Regions from separate parts of the Homo sapiens genome. Here region 1 is linked to region 2. A link is a contact called in ENCODE Hi-C or POLR2A ChIA-PET data. All regions are on one chromosome and are shown on one strand. Each heading gives the region's core, a stretch centred on a gene start or an enhancer-like site at or near the end of the contact. The rest is flanking DNA. Distances are from core to core; before and after follow the strand shown. Region 1 has its middle 48 kb from the start of LINC01791. Region 2 holds the start of UQCRFS1-DT (UQCRFS1 divergent transcript).

Region 1 (5,549 bases), core at 2,447-4,946, 2.0 Mb before region 2:
TCACCAAATCCTAGGCCATCTAGATTTTCTCCTATGTTATCTTCAAGGAGTTTATTGTTTTGTGTTTTACATGCTTTACATACTGTATCATTCCAACTGTGTGACATTCTGGAAAAGGCAAAATTGTAAAGACAGTGAAAAGACCAGTGGTTATCAGGGGTTGAGGGGAGGAAGGGATGACAGGCAGAGCACAGAGGAGTTTCAGGGCAGTGACACTGCTTTGTAGGATTCTATACACTGCTTTGTAGGTGGATACATGCCATTATGCATTGATCTAAACTCGTAGAATGCACAACACCAAGAGCGAACCCTTACGTAAACTATGGATTCTGGGTGATGGTGATGTGTTAGTGCAGTTCATCAGTTGTAACAAAAGGACCAACTGGTGGGGGCTGTCGATAATGGAGGAGGCTGTGCATGTCAAATGCAGGGGGCACATGGGAAATCTCTGTACCTTCTGCTCAGTTTTGCTGCAAAACTAAAACTGCTCTAAAATAAAGTCTAGTTTATTTTTTTTTAAAGGTAAATTAGATTACGACCTCCCTTTTCTTAAAATCCATCTATAACATTTGCTTTGCACTTTAAATAAATGTTTGTCCTTTGGAAGGGAGTTCTCGCCTTTCATCCACCAGCCCTGCCCATCTCCTTGACCTCATCTGCTCCATCTCCCCCTCGTTCACCCCGTTGCCCTGTTCCAGCACCACTGGATTTCTTTCTGTTCCTTTAAGGTTTGCACACAAGTTCCACCTTGGGCATTTGTCCTTGTTGTTCCTCTGCCCACAACATTCTGCCACTAGCTGTCTCTGCCCCTTAACCCCAGCCATGCACACAGAGATTTTCACAGGTTGGATGTGTCATAGTCCTTCATGTCTCCATTCAAAAGCTGCCTCCTGGGCGGGGTGCGGTGGTTAATGCCTGTAATCCCAGCACTTTGGGAGGCTGAGGCGGGTGGATCACCTGAGGTCAGGAGTTCGAGACCAGCCTGGCCAACATGGTGAAACACCTTCTCTACTAAAAATACAAAAATTGGTAAATTGGTCAGGCGCGGTGGCTCATGCCTGTAATCCCAGCACTTTGGGAGGCTGAGGCAGGCAGATCACAAGGTCAGGAGATCGAGACCATCCTGGCTAACATGGTGAAACCATGTCTCTACAAAAAAATAAAAAATAAAAAATAAAAAATAAAAAAAATTGGCCAGGCGTGGTGGCGGGCACCTGTGGTCCCAGCTACTCGGGAGAGAGGCAGGAGAATCGCATGAACCCGGGAGGCAGAGCTTGCAGTGAGCCGAGATCGCACCACTGCACTCCAGCCTGGGTGGCAGAGTGAGACTCCATCTCAAAAACAAAACAAAACAAAACAAAACAAAAATACAAAAATTAGCTGGGTGTGGTAGCACATACCTGTAGTCCCAGCTACCCGGGAGGCTGAGGCAGGAGAACTGCTTGAGCCAGGGAGGTGGAGGTTGCAGTGAGCTGAGATTGCACCACTGCCCTCCAGCCTGGGTGACGGAGACTCTGTCTCAAAAAAAAAAAAAAAAGCTGCCTCCTGGGAAAGCCTTTCTGATGATCTCAGGTGACTCTCATCCCTCTGTACCACACTACCTTGTGTTACTGTCTCCTTAGCATGGCCATTAGGTCCCTCCTTTTGCAGCAAAGTGCTGTCTTCATGAGGCCAGGAGCCTTGCTGATAGGGGTCCTAGTTGTGTGCTCAGCTTGAGACATGGTGGGGGCTGGGAGCCCCCCCAAAAAGGCCTAAAATGAATTTCTTGAGTATTCTGGCAGACTAAGTTTAAATATTTAAGAACGATTTGATGGCCAGACATAACACCATCATAAAGAATTATATTTCTTGTATACACTTATACCATTGATGTTCTTTGATGTTTCTTGTATACATATATACATACACCATCATAAAGAACGTGAGTTGTAAGTAATTGCATTGTATGGTTTTTCTTTGAGAATTTGGTGATTTTCCTCCAAAATTTAACAATTTTAATTTAATTTAATATTTAATATTTAATAATAAATTTAATTTAATTTTTAATAGTTTTTTTAAGCCAATTGGAAAACTCTACTATAGATCCTATATATAGAAAAAAATTATAATACCTTTTTTTTTGAGACAGAGTCTCGCTTTGTCGCCAAGGCTGGAGTGCAGGGGCACGATCTCGGCTCACTGCAAGCTCCGCCTCCCGGGTTCAAGTGATTCTCCTGCCTCAGCCTCCCAAGTAGCTGGGATTACAGGCACACACCACTATGCCCGGCTAATTTTTTTATTTGTAATAGAGGCAGGGTTTCACCATGTTGGTCAGGCTGGTCTTGAACTCCTAACCTCGTGATCCGCCAGCCTCAGCCTCCTAAAGTGCTGGGATTATAGGCGTGAGCCACCACACCCAGCTTAGAACCTTTTTCTGTAAATATTCCTATTAATGTAAAAAATCATTTTATTTTATGGTTAAAACAACACAATTGGGACCAGCTATCTTCAGAGTTTTAGTTTTTTAAAGCTCACATTTTTACCCTATTTCTGATATTTCTTGTCTACACTTATACCATGGATATTTCTTGTATACACTTATACCATTGATGTTCTTTGATGTTTCTTGTTTACTTGTATAGCATTGATGTTATTTAAGATTATTTTATGTGCTCTGTGGACAGATGCTTCTAATTTAATGTTTTCATTAAATTCATTTGTGTGATTTACAATTTATGACAGATGATTCTGACTTCCCAGTGAGTGACAGCAATTTTCCTTTTTGAGTAAATTTATTTAAGTAAAGACCTGACTCATATTAAAGAAAAATATGAGTACAGGGTAGTATTGACATGATATAGCGCCACAATTCTGAATGTGGTATCTAAATGACTAATGTCTGGGAAATGCTTGAAACACCTACACTGGAGATGTATAGCCAACCAACCGAATATCTTCATTTTTGTATCAATATTTGGTACCTGCCAACTTTTTAAAAATTTTATTTTAATCCCCTCCTGCTTTGTTACATTTTTGGCAAAGAGGGAATGGTCTATGGATGAGGGTTGAATGCTCGGTTCTTTTTTTTTTTTTTTTTTTTTTTCTGAGACAGAGTCTCGCTCTGTCGCCCAGACTGGAGTGCAGTGACCGGATCTCCGCTCACTGCAAGCTCCGCCTCCCGGGTTCACGCCATTCTCCTGCCTCAGCCTCCCGAGTAGCTGGGACTACAGGCGCCCGCCACCACGCCCGGCTAATTTTTTGTATTTTTAGTAGAGACGGGGTTTCACCGTGTTAGCCAGGATGGTCTCGATTTCCTGGCCTCGTGATCTGCCTGCCTTGGCCTCCCAAAGTGCTGGGATTACAGGCGTGGGCCACCACGCCCGGCCTGCCTGATTCTTTAGGAAATAGGTCTTCAGGACCCCCACACTTAATCCTGGGATGTGAAAGTGATAAGTCTCAGTCAACTTAGGTGCAATGCCTTATCCAGGTATGAATGCAGTCTTTCCCTGAGCTGAATAAAACTCAAGAATCAAAGACTCTGTTCTTGCTTTCTCAATCTGCTGTTGTCTCCACTCAGCTCACTTCCTATGGAAAGGACTCAGGTATGGGGCAGAGTCACTTCCTGCACCACACCATCAGCAAAGCTAGCTCCTCTTGGCTGGCGCAGGCCCTCTGGCTTCCCAGCTATGAGGTCACGCCAGCTGAGAATTCAATGATCTGTCTTAACCACAGTGACTCATGCAGCCTCTGGTTACCCTGCGGCTGGGACCCAGTTCCTGTACAGGAAGACATATTTTAAATGATTACATGAATGACGGAGAGTGCGCAGAGGGCTTTCAAAGATTTGGAACAACCAGCCGGAAGCGCCAAAACTTACCCGGGTTTGTTCAACCTCATTTGGTTTGAGAATTAGAAGGACTGGTCCCGACGGGTGCTCTCTGACTACTGCTAAGAATCTCTCGTCCTTTCTAGCAGTGATGGCCTGGCGGCCACACTCAGCACAAGTTAACGATTCCAAGTGCAGGAAGAAGTAAGGAGTGAGAAATAAGAATAAAATAAAAAATAAAATCCCCCTAAATTGTCGCAATTTGAAAACTTTTCTCAAATCCTCAAAGGAAGATAATTGTCTAAACTCCAGGGGCAGCTCGAGGCTCAGAAGAAAGAGTGTAGACTTATTCTAAAGAGAATGAGAGTGAGGACTGGGCACCAAACGTGCGCTAAGTGCCAGCACGCTCATTCCTTTTATGTAATCTGCTCCTCTCCTCCATTGCGTTTTTTTCTTTTAAATAGACTTTATTTCAGTTTTTGGTTCACAAGAGATACAGAGATTTCCCATATACCTCCTGTTGCTTACACATACATGCAATCACCCCGTTACCAACATCCCCCACCAGGGTGGTACCTTTGTTACAACTGAGGAACCTACATTGACCCATCATCACCACCCAAAGTACATAGCTATGTCAGTGTTCACTCTTGATGTTGTACATTCTATGGGTTTACACAAATGTACAAAGACATGGATCCACCATTATAGTATCCTATAGAGTAGTTTCACTGTCCTAAAATCTTCTGTGCTCTGCCTATTCATCCTTCCCTCCTTACCCCTGGACACCACTGATTTTTTTTTTTTTTTTTTTTTTTTTTTTTTTTTTTGAGACAGAGTCTCGCTCTGTTGCTCAGGCTGGAGTGCAGTGGTGTGATATTGGCACACTGCAACCTCTGCCTCCTAGGTTCAAGCAATTCTCCTGCCTCAGCCTCCTGAGTAGCTGGGACTACAGGTGCATGACGCCACGCCCGGCTAATTTTTTTGTATTTTAGTAGAGACGGGGTTTCACCATGTTGCCCAGGCTGGTCTCAAACTCCTGAGTTCAGGCAATCCACCCGCCTCCGCCTCCCAAAGTGCTAGGATTATAGTCTTGAGCCACCGCACCCAGTCAATCTTTTTACTGTCTCCATAGTTTGCCTTTTCCAGAATGTCGTATGGTTGAAATTGTACCATATATAGCCTTTTCACACTGGCTTCTTTCACTTTATTATAGGCTTTTGAGATTCTCCCATGTCTTTTCATGGCTTGTTAGCTTCTGTCTTTATAGTGCTGAATAATATTCTGTTGTCTGGGTGTACCACATTTTATTTATCCATTTGCCTACTGAAGGCAGTCTTGGGTGCTTTCAAGTGTTAATACTTATGAATAAACCTGCCATAAACACCCATGTGCCTTTTGTGAGACATAAATTTTAATCTCCTTTGGGTAAACATCAAGGAGTGGGATTGCAGGATGGTATGCTAAGAGGATGTTCAGTTTTGTAAGAAGCCACCAAACTGTCTTCCAAGTGGCTGTTCCATTTTGCATTTCCATTGGTACTGAATCAGAGTTCCGGTAACAGAGTTCCCCAGTACTCTTGGAAGCACTGGGAGTTGTCAGTGTTCTCGATTTTGTCTATTTTAACAGGGGTGTAGTGGCATCTTATTGTTGTTTTGATTTTAATTCCCCTGATGATACATAATGAGAGCCTTTTGCTTTTTATTTTTCTTTATTTATTTTTATTTTTGAGACACAGTTTCAC
Region 2 (4,957 bases), core at 720-3,219:
TCTAGGCATTTTACATGTATTAATCCATCTCATCCTTAAAATAACTCTCTAGGGTAGATCCTGTTATTATCTCTGTTTTACAAGAGAAAGACGGAGGCACACACAGAGATTAAATAACTTGCCCTAGGGCACAGCTAGTGAGTGGTGAAACTAAAATTGAACCCAGGAGGTCTGGAGATAATTCCTATTCTGTTCACCCAACTGGGACATTGTGAAGGTTTTGTGAAGGATCATTCATTCATTCATTCATTTTTCATTTCCTTACCAACTCAGAGGGAATTGTGATATTATTTCTTGTGAAGCACTCAAACCATGCATGCTGTGTGACAACTTCTCTGGAAATGTCTTTTATCCTAAGGTTGTTGCCAAGGGAGAGCACTGAGCCAGCTGTGTGATGAGCCTGGCTAGGGTGGCCCCTGAGGAGGCAGCCTCCAATCTTGAGAGTACAATATAGTCCCTTGGGCTATAAGGCTGGTCAAAGCCTAGGCCCTAAGGGGAGTCATAGGAAGGTCAAAGGGGAAACCTGTCAGTACACTTTGGACCTGGCATGAGGAATAACAACGAGTCAGCAAGGATCAAGGGAAGGCTTCTTAGAGGAGGTGGCATCTCAGATAAAAACACCACTAGCAAATCCTCACTTGGTGCTGCCTGTGTGCTGGGCCTGCTTGTAGATGCTTTACACGTTTTAGTTCATTTACTCCTCCCAGTAACTTTACAACACACATGGCATCATTACTGCCCCCATTTGGCAGGTGAGGAAACTGAGGCACAGAGAGGTGAGGGAACTTGCCCAGATCACAGAGCCCATGCACAGCACAGAGCCAATTCTGTGCACTGCTTATATTAACATTTACTTAATATTTAAATTATTTTTGACCTAAATGAAAAACTTTATCTCAGTATAGTACAGAATAGAAAACCAGTATGGATAGAAAATCAATACTATGAACCATATAATGAAATCACTCTAGACTCAGTTCTCTGCTAAGAGCTTCTAACTCAAGATCTTTTCTGTTAAAAGTGGGAGATAAGTGTAGAGAGGAATTAAAGATATATTAGGATCAAACTGAGGCCAAGTGAATTTGCTCATGCCTATAATCCCAGTACTTTGGGAGGGGGAGACAGGACTCCTTGAGGCCAGAAGTTCGAGACTGGAGTGGGCAATATAGTGAGACCTCATCTCTACTTTTTTTTTTTTTTAATTAAAGATGTATTAGCACCAAACTGAGACTTTCTCATTGGTGCAATCAGGATTGAAAAACAAAACAAAAGAAAACAAAACTTTCTCACTATGTGATGGAACATGAATGAGCGAGCTCTGTGCATCCTCTAAAATTCTAAAATCCTACTTTGGGAAACAGTGGTGGCACTGAAGAGCATAGACTCAGGAGACAGATTACCCTGCTTCACATCTTGCTGGCTATCCAGTTCCTGGAAAAGAATCTCTCTAAACCTCGGTTTCTTCATGGGTAAAATGCTGATAGTAATAGCTCTGACTTCATAGAGACCTTGATAACAAATGAAAGAACGTAGGTATAATAAAACGCAAAACCAAATACACAGTGAATACTTAATAAACATAATCCATTAGCATTATCGAGCTTTGCACAGATGCCTCTGGCCTTTTTGTTGTTGTTGTTGTTAGATGAAGATAATAAAAATCATCATAGTAAACACATAGCGATTACTATGTGCTGGACTTCGTCGTAGTTGAGATATATTACCATCCTAAGTTAAACTATAATCGTTTATTGTTATCTCTAGGTCTTCCTAGATGAAATTTTTACCCTAAAGGATCGTAAAGTCGGCCCACCGGACGTCAGTGGGGTCCCCTGTTCAGCCCTCTCGTTCTTCTGGGGATCTCTCGGGACACTGACGAGGTGGCACCGGGACCTACAGGTGGGCCGCAAGCCCCGCCCCCAGCGACGGCTTGTAGCCCCGTCCCCCGACGCAGCGCCTCTCCAAGTTTGCCCCGCCCTGCAGGACTGCAGAATTTCCTTTCCGGCGGCGCGCTGTCGTCACGCGTCCCGCGCCTCCTCGCGCCTGCGCCGTGGTTGGAAGGTCGTCCCTGTGACCGGCTTGGCGGTTGGAGCGGCTGTCGCCATGTTGTCGGTAGCATCCCGCTCAGGCCCGTTCGCGCCCGTCCTGTCGGCCACGTCCCGCGGGGTGGCGGGCGCGCTGCGGCCCTTGGTGCAGGCCACGGTGCCCGCCACCCCGGAGCAGCCTGTGTTGGACCTGAAGCGGCCCTTCCTCAGCCGGGAGTCGCTGAGCGGCCAGGCCGTGCGCCGGCCTTTGGTCGCCTCCGTGGGCCTCAATGGTGAGCCGGGGCGAGGGCCGCGAGCAGGGCTGGGGGTCTCTCGGTGCCCGCTCCTCCGGCCCCCAGCAGGGAGCGGCCGCGGGCGCGCGAGCGGAGCCTGAATCAGGTCGGGCTGGGCGGCCTCCGCAACTCTGGGCCTGGCCCCCGGGCTCGGGGCGTCTTTCTGGTGGCCGGCCTGGACTCGCGTCCGCCGGCTTCGCCTGGTTCCTCCTCGGCCGAGTTCACGAGCTCTGTAGTCCCGCTGTTCCAGCCACCTCTGAGGGGTTTTGTTGCTTGCAGGTCGTTTGACCTTGGGCGAGTTTCTAAACGTACTTCCTGTGAAATGGATTCATATCTTTATCAATTTTGTAGGGGTGTCGTGAGGCTTAGGTGGAGGAATTCTACGTAAAGCCGTTAGCACAGTTTGGGCACTTACATGCTTAAGAAATGGAAACTTACTAATATTTGGGAAGTTGGTCTTCTCACCACTACCGATCCCTTCATGTCCTTCCCCTTCATCACCCCCCCACCAAAAAAAAAACAAAAAAAACATACACAAGGTCAGTTACAGTGTAGTGTCACAACATAATCAGTCGTCAAGGACGGGCAGAGATTGACGACATTTACATTTTACAGATGAGAAAACAGACGAGGTAGAATGACTCGCACCAGGATCCGTGGTGTGGACATGTGGTAGCAGGGATTTGACAAGACGAATTGTCGTAGCCACTGAGCTCTTCGCAGGGGCTATTCCACACCCTCTGTCCTTAGATCCCCGTTTATCTTCTTTGCCTCGCCTTCCATCTTTACTTGGCCCTGTATCGGAGATAGAGAAATGGCAGCCTGTGGGCAGTGTGTCTGCAGGCTGTGTAGTTTTCAAAAAAACTGGGAAGACTAATGGCATCTCTTAAAATGCTGGAAGCCGGTAATACTGGGATCTAGTTTCTACTTGGGAAAATTCCATAGTGTGCTGTGTAGTGGCCGCCCCCGCAGTTGGAGCAAGTGGTCTTCTCCAGTTTGTCACAGTCTTTACCAGGTCTGCGTGTTTCATTCTGTTACCAGCCTGGCTCCACTGATAGCTGTTTGTGACTCTTCCCCTACACGCTAACCAAATTGCCCGCCACTTTTCTTTTTACTCTGTCTTCATTCACCCTGGGCTCTGCACTTTCTTCATGGTCCTTCCACTAAGTTGCTACATGTCCATATGTTTTCCTTACCCATCTTTTCAATCTCAGTTAAGGATCAGGTGAATAAAGTTTTTATTTGCTGATTTGTCTGTCTCTGTAGCACATACACTTTACACTCTGTATTGTGTTTATTGGTAACTCCTCCACCCTTGGGCTTAAGGGCATAGAGAAGGTAATATCTTCTTTATTTTTCTATCTTTCACAACGTCGGATTTTGTATACAGTTAGTGCAAAGTATTTGTGAATGAATATTTGTTAAGGAGCATCAGTGGGTTTTGAAGAAACTGTCCATGGCAGGTGTAGAGTACCCTAGCCCATCCTTGGGACCTGGAGGTGAGAAGGAAGGAAGGAGAACATTTCAATAGCAAAAGAAAAGCATCTTTGGAATTCGTCGTGTTGCTAAAGTTTCTTCAAAAAATTGGAGGCTTACATTTCTCTGATGGCCAGTGATGCTGAGCATTTTTTCATGTGTTTTTTGGCTGCATAAATGTCTTCTTTTGAGAAGTGTCTGTTCATGTCCTTCGCCCACTTTTTGATGGGGTTGTTTGTTTTTTTCTTGTAAATTTGTTTGAGTTCATTGTAGATTCTGGATATTAGCCCTTTGTCAGATGAGTAGGTTGCAAAAATTTTCTCCCAATTTTTAGGTTGCCTGTAAACCACAATGAGATACCATCTCACACCAGTTAGAATGGCAGTCATTAAAAAGTCAGGAAACAACAGGTGCTGGAGAGGATGTGGAGAAATAGGAACACTTTTACACTGTTGGTGGGACTGTAAACTAGTTCAACCATTGTGGAAGTCAGTGTGGAGATTCCTCAGGGATCTAGAACTAGAAATACCATTTGACCCAGCCATCCCATTACTGGGTATATACCCAAAAGACTATAAATCATGCTGCTATAAAGACACATTTACATGTATGTTTATTGGGGCACTATTCACAATAGCAAAGACTTGGAACCAATCCAAATGTCCAACAATGATAGACCGGATTAAGAAAATGTGGCACATATACACCGTGGAATACTATGCAGCCATAAAAAATGATGAGTTCATGTCCTTTGTAGGGACATGGATGAAATTGGAAATCATCATTCTAAGTAAACTGTCGCAAGGACAAAAAACAAACACTGCATGTTCTCACTCATAGGTGGGAATTGAACAATGAGAACACATGGACACAGGAAGGGGAACATCACACTCTGGGGACTGTTGTGGGGTGGGGGGAGGGGGAGGGATAGCATTGGGAGATATACCTAATGCTAAATGATGAGTCAATGGGTGCAGCACACCAGCATGGCACATGTATACATATGTAACTAACCTGCACATTGTGCACATGTACCCTAAAACTTAAAGTATAATAAAAAAAAAATTGGAGGTTTACCTGACTTAGAGAAACTATTTTTAGAAACAGGCAAATAATGTAGAACCATAAGGCAAAAACCTTTTCTGTAATCATTTCAGCCTGTAA

Evidence for each region. Hi-C counts contacts between places; a loop is a spot of excess contacts on that map. ChIA-PET counts read pairs that join two places held with the same protein, here RNA polymerase II (POLR2A). Pooled maps may share reads with other maps.
Region 1: a map of CD8-positive, alpha-beta T cell shows a loop between it and region 2 (6-fold over the local background). The contact joins the enhancer-like site here to the promoter of UQCRFS1-DT in region 2. A Hi-C loop is called at or near these places in 1 of 168 maps with a recorded cell type or tissue (CD8-positive, alpha-beta T cell) and 4 of 50 pooled maps. POLR2A ChIA-PET finds 5 or more read pairs at or near these places in 1 of 52 experiments (activated CD4-positive, alpha-beta T cell).

The regions. Positions count from the first base shown.
Region 1 is chr19:31,212,443-31,217,991 of GRCh38, reverse strand. It overlaps a transcript of TSHZ3 not described here. Among named protein-coding and RNA genes, the nearest start is that of LINC01791, 48 kb to the right of the region's middle. Within about 2 kb of position 3,696, at least 7 of the 41 ENCODE cell types and tissues checked have a DNase peak (open chromatin) inside an H3K27ac peak, as active enhancers do; they include CD8-positive, alpha-beta T cell, where a contact is called at or near this core.
Region 2 is chr19:29,210,265-29,215,221 of GRCh38, reverse strand. It overlaps UQCRFS1-DT (UQCRFS1 divergent transcript), which reads right to left and starts at 1,969. Exons shown (of 2, transcript NR_184022.1): 1 at 1,814-1,969. It overlaps UQCRFS1 (ubiquinol-cytochrome c reductase, Rieske iron-sulfur polypeptide 1), which reads left to right and starts at 2,071. Exons shown (of 2, transcript NM_006003.3): 1 at 2,071-2,317. The coding sequence starts at 2,104. RefSeq lists an enhancer at 1,888-2,127 and a silencer at 2,168-2,477.